Linked DNA regions of Homo sapiens: region 2 is linked to region 1. A link is an interaction called in ENCODE POLR2A ChIA-PET data of the cell type or tissue named here. Cell type or tissue: A673. All regions are shown on one strand. Each heading gives the region's core, and the rest is flanking DNA. Links, peaks and the distances in the headings are about the cores only. Region 1 has its middle 58 kb from the start of LINC01448. Region 2 has its middle 15 kb from the start of LINC01448.

Region 1 (5,384 bases), core at 104-5,103:
TGCCTGGGTTTGTCTTATGGCAACAGGAGGCACAAAGTGAAGTGTCTATCTGCAAAGCTCCTCCTTCCTATAGAGTAACTGGTAGGCAGATTCGGTCACTTTCTGAGGATGTGACTTCATATTATTTACCTCCTGTTAAAGCCATTTTCATGTCTGTGTTTTACCTAGAGAGACTGGTATTTTAGTTCTGTTCTGCAGATTTTTACAGCAACATTCTGTCTCTACAGTGGCCCAGTTATGTTACATTTATTTCCACTCTTGATTATTTTTAATAACACTTGAGGCAAATGGAGGGTGAGTGAACCATTTTCTAGTCCTCATCAAGGACAGATGGAGTATCGCTGAGGTTTGTGCAGGGCTCTGCTAGACTCTCAGTGGAGCTGCCTGTGCATCCCCTGCTGGCTCTTGGCCTAAGAGTGCCCAGGACCTCAGAGGTGTGGGCCTTGCATACTTGGCCCATGGTTGGGCTGGGGCCAGTGGGGTAGGGATAGAGCCAGCTACTAGAGAAGAAATTGGGCCATGTTGTACCATCACAAGTTCCTTCTCCCCCACAGAGAGCTGACAGGCCTTTTCCTGGAGAATTTTGATTTTTTAAGTCCAACAAAGCCAGAAATGCCCTTGATATCTAAAGAGCCAAATTTCTGGTGGTGAAATTTCATGTTTGCATTTCTTAGACACCCATCGAAGGCCCTCATAGACATGGCTACTTGAGTTACTAATCCTAAAGGCTTGAGAACAGGAGAATGCTGGGGGTCAAAGGTCAGGGACAAGCTGTGTTTCTTAGCTGGACATAGCAATCAAAAATTAGCAGGCCTGCACGTTAGTTACTGCCCATAACTGGATAAGGCCAACCCAGCCTGAACATTGAGCTTGAACAAAGAACACAGGATGGCGTGGTGTTGGCCACGGCAGAATTCCCACTTCGACACCAAGACAATCTTCCTGCTGTTGCTGAGTTTTATGACTATGATGTCATCGAATGCTGCCAACAACAGTGCTGTTATATCACAAATGAAAAGGTCTTCAAACGAACTGAGGGACCCCATTATGCCAAGACTGGAGCTTGTCATAAAAATCATCAGTCATTGATGTCTGTGAGCTTCTGAGTTGGGCCTTGAGGGAAAAGAACTGTGAAATTTGGGTTCAATTTAGTTGTTTTGATCTGGACTTCTTTATGAGTAGGGAGAATTAAATTGGCCACATGTGACCTTGTATTTAGAGGAAATCAAATCACTCAAACAAGATAATTTAGCTCCTTGCTCAACAATTCCTCCTTTTCTCTTCAACTCCAGGGTTATTGATTGAGGTCCTGCCTGAATACATTTTACTAGAGTTTAGAGAATTGTAATAGTTGCATTGTTTCTCTGGTTACAACCTCAAAATGCACTGCAGATTTCTTCAACTGAAATTGCTCCAATGTTAATATGTTGTGGGAATGAAAGACTGATTTCAGCACTTAAGCTACACCACCAGAGGAAACAGCAGTGAGGAGAAACCAAGCGCGATCATGGGACAAGAGGTCTTTTCTTCCTGTCTTCATCTGCTGATCTGCTCACCTGATATTCACTGAGCACCAAGTTTATGCCAGGTAATTGCACTAGGTGCTGAAAACAGAATAGAACCCTGGCTAAGAGGCCCATTTCAGCCCTCATGGAGCTTTGAATTAATTGTTGATGTATACTTTTTTTTTTAACCTCTAAATTACATCATTTTATTGTCATAATGACTAGCCATTTGGTGGCAGAAATGATTATCCTGCAAAATGACAAGTAAATAACAGAAGCTAGCCTAGAATTAAAAAATGGCTAATGGAATTTTACATAGTCGTTTAAATAAATATGCAAACATACAAAACAAACAAAACAATATAGAGATACATGTGCGGATATATCTGAACACCTAGTCACAGATAATGCTCTCTACTGTGTGTGATGGGGGAGGATGAGATCAGGGAGAGATATGGGGACTTCAGTGAATTTTCAAATTTTAATTTTTTAGCTGGGCACAAGGTTTGGTGTGTGTGTGTGTGTGTGTGTGTGTGTGTGTGTGTGTGTGTGTGTGTAGTACATGCAGTATATTTGAAATACACCATAAGTTAAAAGCTATCTTTGAACAGTCATGCCACAGAAAACCAGGTGTGGGCACTGAGAACTGGCAGGGCTTGCCTGTATTTGCTCTCCCCCCACCCTCATCCCCAAGTACAATCCTCTAAAATACTATCTATTTTCTTCAAAAATTCAATGTTTATTATTGGTCCCTGCTCCCTTTCTTTCCCACGTCTACATCTGTACATATGACCCTTAGTTTAAAATCACCCCAGAGAGTAAAAGAAGCTTTAGGAGAAGAAGGAAAGCAGCAATAGGTAAGTTTATACTGTCTTTGGTCACTTGCCCACCTTAAATTGAGGGTAATGTGGAGTCTGATTGTACCGTAAAGTACTCAGTTCAAAAAGCTAGTATTTATTTGGTACATTTTGTAAATTGCTGAGAATAGTATAGAAGCTGAGATCCAATGGAGAACTAACACTTACTATATGAGGGCCAGAATGAACTTTAACTCTTCAGGATTTCTGAACTACTTCCCATGAAAGTGTAGGTTAGATTCCCCTGAGGCGGAATTCAGCTGTTTTAATTACTGCTTCCAGCCTGCGTTTTATGCATTTTAATTAATGTGTTAATATTTGTTTTGTTTTTTTTTTGCCCTGAGTCAGTTATACCAAAGACACAATTTTGAAAATAAAAATAATGAAAACGTCAAATTTTCCTGTAAGTATAGATTATGTGCTCATCACAACCGAGAAATCTGATAGGACCAGACCATAATATTTGTTCTGTGTGTTTATAGCCCCGTGGCTTCAGAAAGACTCAGCTATCCAAGACAACCATCAAATCTGTCTGGACTTTAAACCTGTCTTGACTTTTAGGGACTTTCGCATAGCCAACGTGTCAATGAGCAATGCACTCTAGGACATTAGGCATATAAATTGGTAATTCATAGATTGATCTGAAATGCCAGTTGGGTGAACTGGTAGGGAGTGGAGGGCAGAAGTGTGACATCCATAAATGGATTTCATCTGATAGGCTGGGGCTCACAGTGGAAATGTAGTCATCCAAGGATAGGTTTTGCTCAGAAGCCTTTCAGAAGTGCATGTCACTACACTGACAACCACATGAGTTAGCCCTCCTGTGCTCATTGTCTGAACAATTTCTTTGCCCCGCATGCCAAAATAACAACATACAATGTTTATGTATCTGAGGAATTAGAAACATGTGGTCTGATTTGGTTTACTTATGGGAAAGAATATCTAAAGTCTATATTCTTCCAGAAATCTAATCACTGTAATTATGCTTTGAACAGATTATTTGAAATTGAAAAAAAATATTAGCATAGTATTAGGGAAAGTTTTTCATATTTAGGACTTGAAAAATCAATAAGACATGGGTTCACAAATGCTTATTATTTTTGACAGTGAATGAGACATGTGGGAGCTGCCAGGGCCCCAGATCAGGGGATGGATCACAAGACAATAATGAGAAACAACACATTTCTGTTGTGCTCATCCTGTCCCAGCACTTTACTGTGAAGTAAGCTCTGCTGTTATTCCCATTTAACAGATGAGGAAAACTGAGTAAAGTGACTTACCCAAGATCACACAGCAAGTAAGGAGCAGAGTTGGTATATCATCCTAGGCCATTAGTCCCCAATGTCCATTTTCCTAATCATTATACTGTAGTTTCTCTTACATTAAGCTTTCCTTTCACTATTCCTCCTCTCCTCCACTCCTCACCTTCCCTTGCTCACTGTCCTCTCTGTTTCTTCTTTTCCTACTTCTACCAGGCTCTCATTTTTCTCTTCTCCCACCTTGCTTCTTTATTCTCTGTTTTCCACTTCTCCTGTTTGTCCTTTCTGTCTTGATCTTTGTTCATCCTCCAGGCTCTGTTGATGTTTCACTTTCCTTTAATGGGCTTTGCCACTACAAGTTCCTGGGTATGCCCCTTTTCTCTGTGTTCCTAGTATTCTTTTTCTGTAAATAAGGAGGCCATGGCAACATAATCAGTAATGTTGCTCACTGATCTAGCATTATATGTTTACATGCAGTACACACACAGAATACTATATTATGTAGATTTAGTATACATTGAATGATTTAATTTAAAAAGAGGTAAGTCAAATATCTTCCACTTTCCAAAATAACACAACTAATGCTTACTACAATACTTGATAGTTATATCACCCTCCTGTCTTAGTCAAATTTGTGCTGCTGTAACAGAATATCGCAGACTGGGCAATTTACAATGAGCGGAACTTTACTGGCTCATGGTTCTGGAGGCCAGGAAGTCCAAGGTTGAGGGGGCGGGGGGCAGTGGCATCTAGCAAAGGCCTTCTTGCCATGTCTTCCCATGGCAGAAGGGCAAAGAGAGGGCAACAGAGAGCAAGAGAGAGGGGACTAAACTCACTTTTTTATGACAAACCCCCTCTTGCCATATCAGCATTAATCCATTCATGAGGGCAGAGCCCTCATGGCCTAATCATCTCTCACTAGGCTCCACTTCCCAGCACTGTTGCATTAGGGATTAAGTTCCCAACACATGCTCACACCATAGCACCCTTGTGTTTTTTCCTTGACAAAAAAAGAGTAATTCTCATCTATGAATAGAATTGATTTGTAAATCTGAGTATAGATTTTATTGGACATCCTTATGAGATGGTGGTAGAATATGTACTGTTCAGAAGAGTTCAGAAGCCACTGCTTCCCAGGAGAAGCATAAATGTATACAGAGGACCTGTAAGACCAGGTAACCCCCAACAGGTTGTTTAAGTCTGAGGCTCTATGACTCTAGGCAAAACAACTTAGTGAAGAGACATTGACATAAGTGTTGACTTTCCATCAATACTCTAAAAATAAACCTGCCTACTTATGTCCTGAAAGACAACTAGAGAAATTAGCATCCTCATTCATTGCCTTGGATTCAAATTCATTTCAACAAATATTCACAAGTGCCTGCTGCAGGAAGGAAGTGGGGTAAGCATTGTGGCTCCAAGAAAAATGAGGCCAGATCCTTGCCGCAGGGCTCAAGGGTCATATTAGAGATGGGTCCCTGCAGTCCCCCTGCCGAACAAACAGTGAAGCTACATCACCTGCTGGGCTGTCCACCCAGCAATTAGAGGTGGATGAGGAGGCTGCATGTTGACAACCACAAGGAAGTCATCACCATGAGTCATTTGTAAATATGTCCAACTTTATGTCAGCTCCTTGCTTCAGCAGGTGGATCATTTATATTTTCCCTGGAAGCCATCTGCTGGTTAAATGTCGAGGCTGATGTGTTTTCTGTTGCAGGGGAGAAGGTGGCTTTCCCAGAAGTAACTAGAATATGTCTGGATTT
Region 2 (5,384 bases), core at 84-5,083, 73 kb before region 1:
TTGGTGAGAAACCAGAAACAGTGTAATAATGAGCAGGAAAGAGCTGTGCTGGCTTCTGGAGAACTTTCACAGCCAGGTGTCTTTCACAGGGTAATGTGATGTATCCTTGTGCCTGCTGCCATGGAGAGGGAAGGAAGGCTGGGAGCTTCTTGCTTGCATTACCCAGCCCTGCCTGGCCGGGGCCATTCTAACTTCCTACATGGGCATCCTAGAGGCTGCATAACAATAAGGACCTTCACCATTTCCATATGGTCATTCCTTGCAGCATTTATCAATTGTCAAAATTTCAAAACTCTGCATTGAGCTATAAGAAACAGACCTGCATTAAGCAAGTCTCCAGCAAGGATCTGAATGCAAGTCACTTATTTGGGAGGTGACCCCAGGAAGCATTGTTGCATGATCCCACTGGAAAAGTCTAGGAGCCAGAGTAGGTCATGTGATTCAGAATTAGCCCACCTGGTGGGGAGAGCTACACCACCTCACCTACTCTCCATCATTGCTGGAGGGCTGCTGGATAGGGGGAGGTTGCCCCTCTAGCACTTGCAGCCTACTTTTTGGGCAGGCAAAATAAGCTCTGGCAGCTGAAGGAAGTACTTAGGTACTAACAGGCAGACACTAGCAGTTGGAAGTCAGGCACGGGGGCACTGGCAGCCTCTGTAAGTCCTCTGAGCTCTCCTCCCCCGCGCCTTCACCCACTGTAGTCTTCAGAGAGCCTTGCTTCCATAACAGAACAGGACTGGGCTCATTTTGGGCCCACTCAGAGCCGGGAGCCTGGGAGGGTTAGGCACTGACGAATGGGCTGCTGCTGGCCCCTTACAGCCCTGTGTGGTGTGGGCTGTGTTAACCAGCACACGAGGCCTAGGCCACTCAGCACAATAGCTTTTTCAACATACTGTCAGGGGTGCCCTCCAACCAAACCCATGTTCCTGAAGCCGAAGTCAGCCTCAGCTCCTTCCTTAGCATAGCTTTCTAGATTTGGGAACATTGTTGGTGTCTCTTTAAGTCTCCAACAACAGTCCCCACTGACTACACTGGGCCTGCCCATTAGGTTGTAGCCAGGACTGATCTGTTGGTCCGCTCACATGTGCTTTGTGTGGGTTTGAGCTTCGTTCAGCAGATTCCCAACACAAGGAGGTCGCGCACACTGATGGAGAAGTAGTGCATGCAGTTGAGGCTGCACTTACAAGAGGTTCAGAGTGGTGGCTGTTTTCCAGTTTCCAGCTCCCAGTGCTCTTGTGTTTGTAGGACTGTGACACAAAGATGGCGCTCAAAGTCTTAGGATGAGGGTGTGGTCTCCAGGAAATAAGGAGAACCATGCTTCTTTTATTTCAGCCTCTGTAGCCTCCAGACAAAGCATCATTGTTTTTTAATTAATCAATCAATCAGCCAAGTAACAAATGTTAATTAGGGAGCCCCTTTGCCAAGCAAAGTGGCAGATGCTGAAGAAAATGCACAGATGTTGGAAAGGGTTCTTGCCTTTGGCAAATTTGCAGTCTAGATGAAGAGACAAAATTTATAATGTGTGACTCTAAGGTAGTGTGACTTAATTTTTAAAACAAACATGCCAGAATTTTTCATGGCTGATTTTCCCTCATATGTTCCTACATTAAATATTATCATTTCCAGTTATGTAATGTTTATATTATAGTTACACAGCTTTGCACTGTGACATGTTTGTGGTAAGTACAGTGGACAGCAGAAATGTAAAAATGAGATGATTTTTCCCAGCCACCACACAACCAGAGGGTATCCTCCTTGATCACTACATAGGGAGGCAACATTTTAATTGCATGTACACAGAGTCTAAAGACAAGGTTAGACAAAATGCTGATGGTGCTAAACTACAAACAGAGCATGGAGGCAAATTTATTTCACCATTGTTGGATGCTATATCTTGATCTTGTATAGAACAGAGGATTTTATTCTTCCAAAAGCCTAATTTATGAGGATTCTTTCTGTATACAGAGGGGAGCTGACTTCTAGAGACACAAAGTATTCATGTGAGCTAAGTAATATATATATATATATTTTCTTTTAGCCTCACATGACTGTACTGGGTAAACCTTACTCTCCTCCCCTTGAGAGGAGACTGTGGCTCCAAGAGCTTAGGAAGTTGCCCAACATCGCACACCCAGAAGTCAAGGCAGGTTTGAATGCTGGTCGCTGGGACACCATGGTCATATAATCTACTGCCTTCACCTAGTGAGATGTCTCCAGTCAGCTAGGGCTGCCATTCGTATAGGCCTCTCTCTTATTTAGTTGAAAAGAAGAACCATGTCAAAAGCCTCATCAGGATTTTGCTCCCAGGAGAATCACAGAGGATGCCTGGCCGGGGCTGGGCTGGGGCCCTGGCGGGGGCCACCATCATACTTGCTCTCTTTCCCCAGACACGGGGGCCGAAGTGACATTATTATTGGAGAGTAACAGCCAAATCTGTGCTATCAATGTAGATTCAAAAATCCAAATGCAATTCTTGGCATGAGAGATCGAGAGCAGGGGAAAGGATGAGAGAAGTCTAATGAAAGAGCCAGCGCTGTGTCAATTCCACTTAGGAAGAATCCAGAGAAGTCCTTTCTTGTGTCTGCATTGTCATCTGCTCTCCTCCTGCTGTGCCGGCTTTCTTTTCCACTACCCCTTCCCCTCAGTATGCATCTCCACTTCTTTCTCCTCTTTTGTTCAGTTTAGCAGGAAAGATCTTTGGAGCAGAAGGAATAGGAGCCTTTAGCAAGCTCAGATATCAAATAATTTTTCACCTCCCTGTAATTGAAATCACAAGATCAGGATTTTCTTCCCTCCAGCCGGCTCCTCTCTTGTTCTCCAGGATCACAGGTGGAGCCGGGCGAGGGTGCTATTGACTTCCCCACTGCTTGTCATGTGGCGGACGGATGCACCAGCCAGGAAGGGATCTGACTCTCAGATGAATTCTTTTATCCTCAAAGGGGCTTCCTGCAAAGGAAACCATTAGTGTTTTGCTATTGGGTTTCTACTCCCCATGGTGTCTAAGAAACCATTCATTTAATTTTGTGACATTTTGAGTGGATTTGGAGAGCTAAGCCCATTTGAAAAGCCCTGTTCCTGTCGAGGAGCACAGAAGGAATGCAAATAGAGTCCAAATGGCCAAACCACCAGCAGCTGATTGTGGCCAGCCTGGCCCTGGGGGATTTCTGCACCTCTCTTCTGCCTTCCGGACATACATCATGGGCTCCTGAGTCCATTCAGCAAGACTGAACCCAGCCCCTTGCTTGTCATGCCAGGATGGACTCCAGAACACAAGAAAACCAGCTTCAAGTTCAGCAGCAGAGACACCGTAAAAAATTAAGTCTCATGTTGTAAAGAGAGCCATGCTATATATGTTCCTTCCTAAGCGCTTTCTGGTGGATGGAGGGAAGGAAGGTGTCAAGGTGGTTGGGAGCAAGTGCTCTGGGGTCGGCAAGTCTGGCTGGAGGGTCAGCTCTTTCCCGCCCTGGCTGTGTGACCTGGGCAAGGTCACAGCCATGCTGTTGAAAAATGCAGGGGTTGCCTGCCCTGAGGGGTTGTTCTGAGGCCACAGATGAGATAGCTTATTAACACGTTTAGCACAGTGCTGGTACATAGTAAAACCACAGTCCATGTTAGGTGTCACAGATACTGTTTCCAAGATTGCTCTTACTTTTCTGCTAGTTGTTGACAACAATTTGTCCCATGTCCCTTCTTTTCCTAGACCAGCACTGTCCAATAAAAATGTAATGCAAGCCACATATTTAATTGCAAGTTCTCTAGTAGCCACATTAAAAAGTAAGAAAAAACAGGCAAAATTAATTTTAACAATATATTTAAAGTTCCCAAAGAAAAATATTATCATTTCAGTATGTAATCCATATAAAAATTATTAATGAGATACTTTACTTTCTTTTTTTTCTTCTAGGCCTTTGGAATCAGCATGTACTTACACACACAAAGCATCTTGATTCAGATGAGCCATATTTTGACTCCTTAGTAGCCACAGGAAGGTAGTGGCTCTGCTATTGGACAGCACTGACCTGGGCTTTGGAGCCAATAGAACAGGAAATATATCTCCCTTGACAATTGTAAAAAAAGAAAATCTCATGCAAAACCACTAAATTCTTTGATGATCTCATTTTTTATTACAGGTTTTGTTTCTTTTTGAGTCAATCTTTTCCTAGATATTAGTCTATTCCATTGAGATTTTCAAATTATGTATTTAATATTTGACAATTTATTCTTCTTTGATCTAAAAACTCTCATGCTTGTGGTTATGTCCTATTTTCCATTCCTAATTTCATGAGACTAAGAGATGTTATGGCTATACACTGTAACAATATGTTACTGAAGGAAATATACACAAGTCTCTTTTGGGGGCACTAATTATGAATCTATTTTAACACAGCCTGGGAAGTGTCCTTTGTGTTTGGAAACAGAATGCTACAGTAGGTAGCTAGTCAGGCATGAACAGGGCAGGGGAGGGTTCCCCACTACCTCACCACCCCAACCAGGAGTGTTGGGTGACCATCAGGTGATGGTCAGGCCGTTGCTAACTGTCTCTCTAAAGTAATAATTGGTCACAGCCAGCGCCAGGGGAAGGCAGGCTCCTAATAGATAGAAAACACCTGAAACTGGTGATCAGCAGCTTACTGATAAGATCTCAGGAGTTGGAAGAACTAGGGCAAGACTCCGGAAGTATGCCAACATATAAAACCCCAAGTAAAGAAGTCAAAATGCACACTTGTCTTTCAAGTCACCAGCTTGGCCCTCTTCCAAGTATACTTTTCTTTCTTTCATTCCTGCTCTAAACCTTTTTTTTTTTTGGAGATGGAGTCTCGCTCTGTCGCCCAGGCTGGAGTGCAATGGCATGATCTTGGCTCACTGCAACCTTGGCCTCCTGGGTTCAAGCAATTCTCCTGCCTCAGCCTCCCAAGTAGCTGGGACTACAGGCGCGTGCCACCACACCCGGCTAGTTTTTTTTTTTTTTTGTATTTTGGTAGAGATGGGGATTCACCATGTTGCCCAGGCTGGTCTTGAACTCCTGAGCTCACGCAATCCGCCCGCCTCGGCCGCCCAAAGTGCTAGGATTACAGGTGTGCGCCACCGTGCCTGGCCTCTAAAGCTTTTTAATAAACTTTCACTCCTGCTCTAAAATATGCCATGGTCTCTCCTTCTGCCTTATGCTCCTCAGACAAATTCTTTCTTCTGAGGAGGCAAGAATTGAGGTTGCCCAGCAGACCTGTAGGGATACTGATATTCTCCATCAGTAATGGGAAGGTCATTGCTGACCCTGGTGAGAGCAGATTTGGAGGCAGAACAGAGACAGAAGCCACATGACAATGGGTTGGAGAAAGCAAGGAAACCAAGGATGTGGAAATACAGACTATTCTGAAAAGAGGCCG

The links. ChIA-PET counts read pairs that join two places held together with the same protein. Peaks named below come from ENCODE experiments on the same cell type or tissue, not always from the same donor. Only the 100,000 strongest peaks of a DNase experiment are listed, where the experiment ranks them.
Region 2: POLR2A ChIA-PET joins it to region 1 with 13 read pairs; 2 of 35 experiments call an interaction of 5 or more read pairs at or near these places.

What each region holds. Positions count from the first base shown.
Region 1 is chr7:42,645,960-42,651,343 of GRCh38, reverse strand. No RefSeq gene overlaps it. Among named protein-coding and RNA genes, the nearest start is that of LINC01448, 58 kb to the left of the region's middle. In A673, for the core only: no CTCF peak of the experiment used is centred there; no DNase peak of the experiment used is centred there.
Region 2 is chr7:42,718,846-42,724,229 of GRCh38, reverse strand. No RefSeq gene overlaps it. Among named protein-coding and RNA genes, the nearest start is that of LINC01448, 15 kb to the right of the region's middle. In A673, for the core only: a CTCF peak has its summit at 1,279; a DNase peak (open chromatin) is centred at 2,979.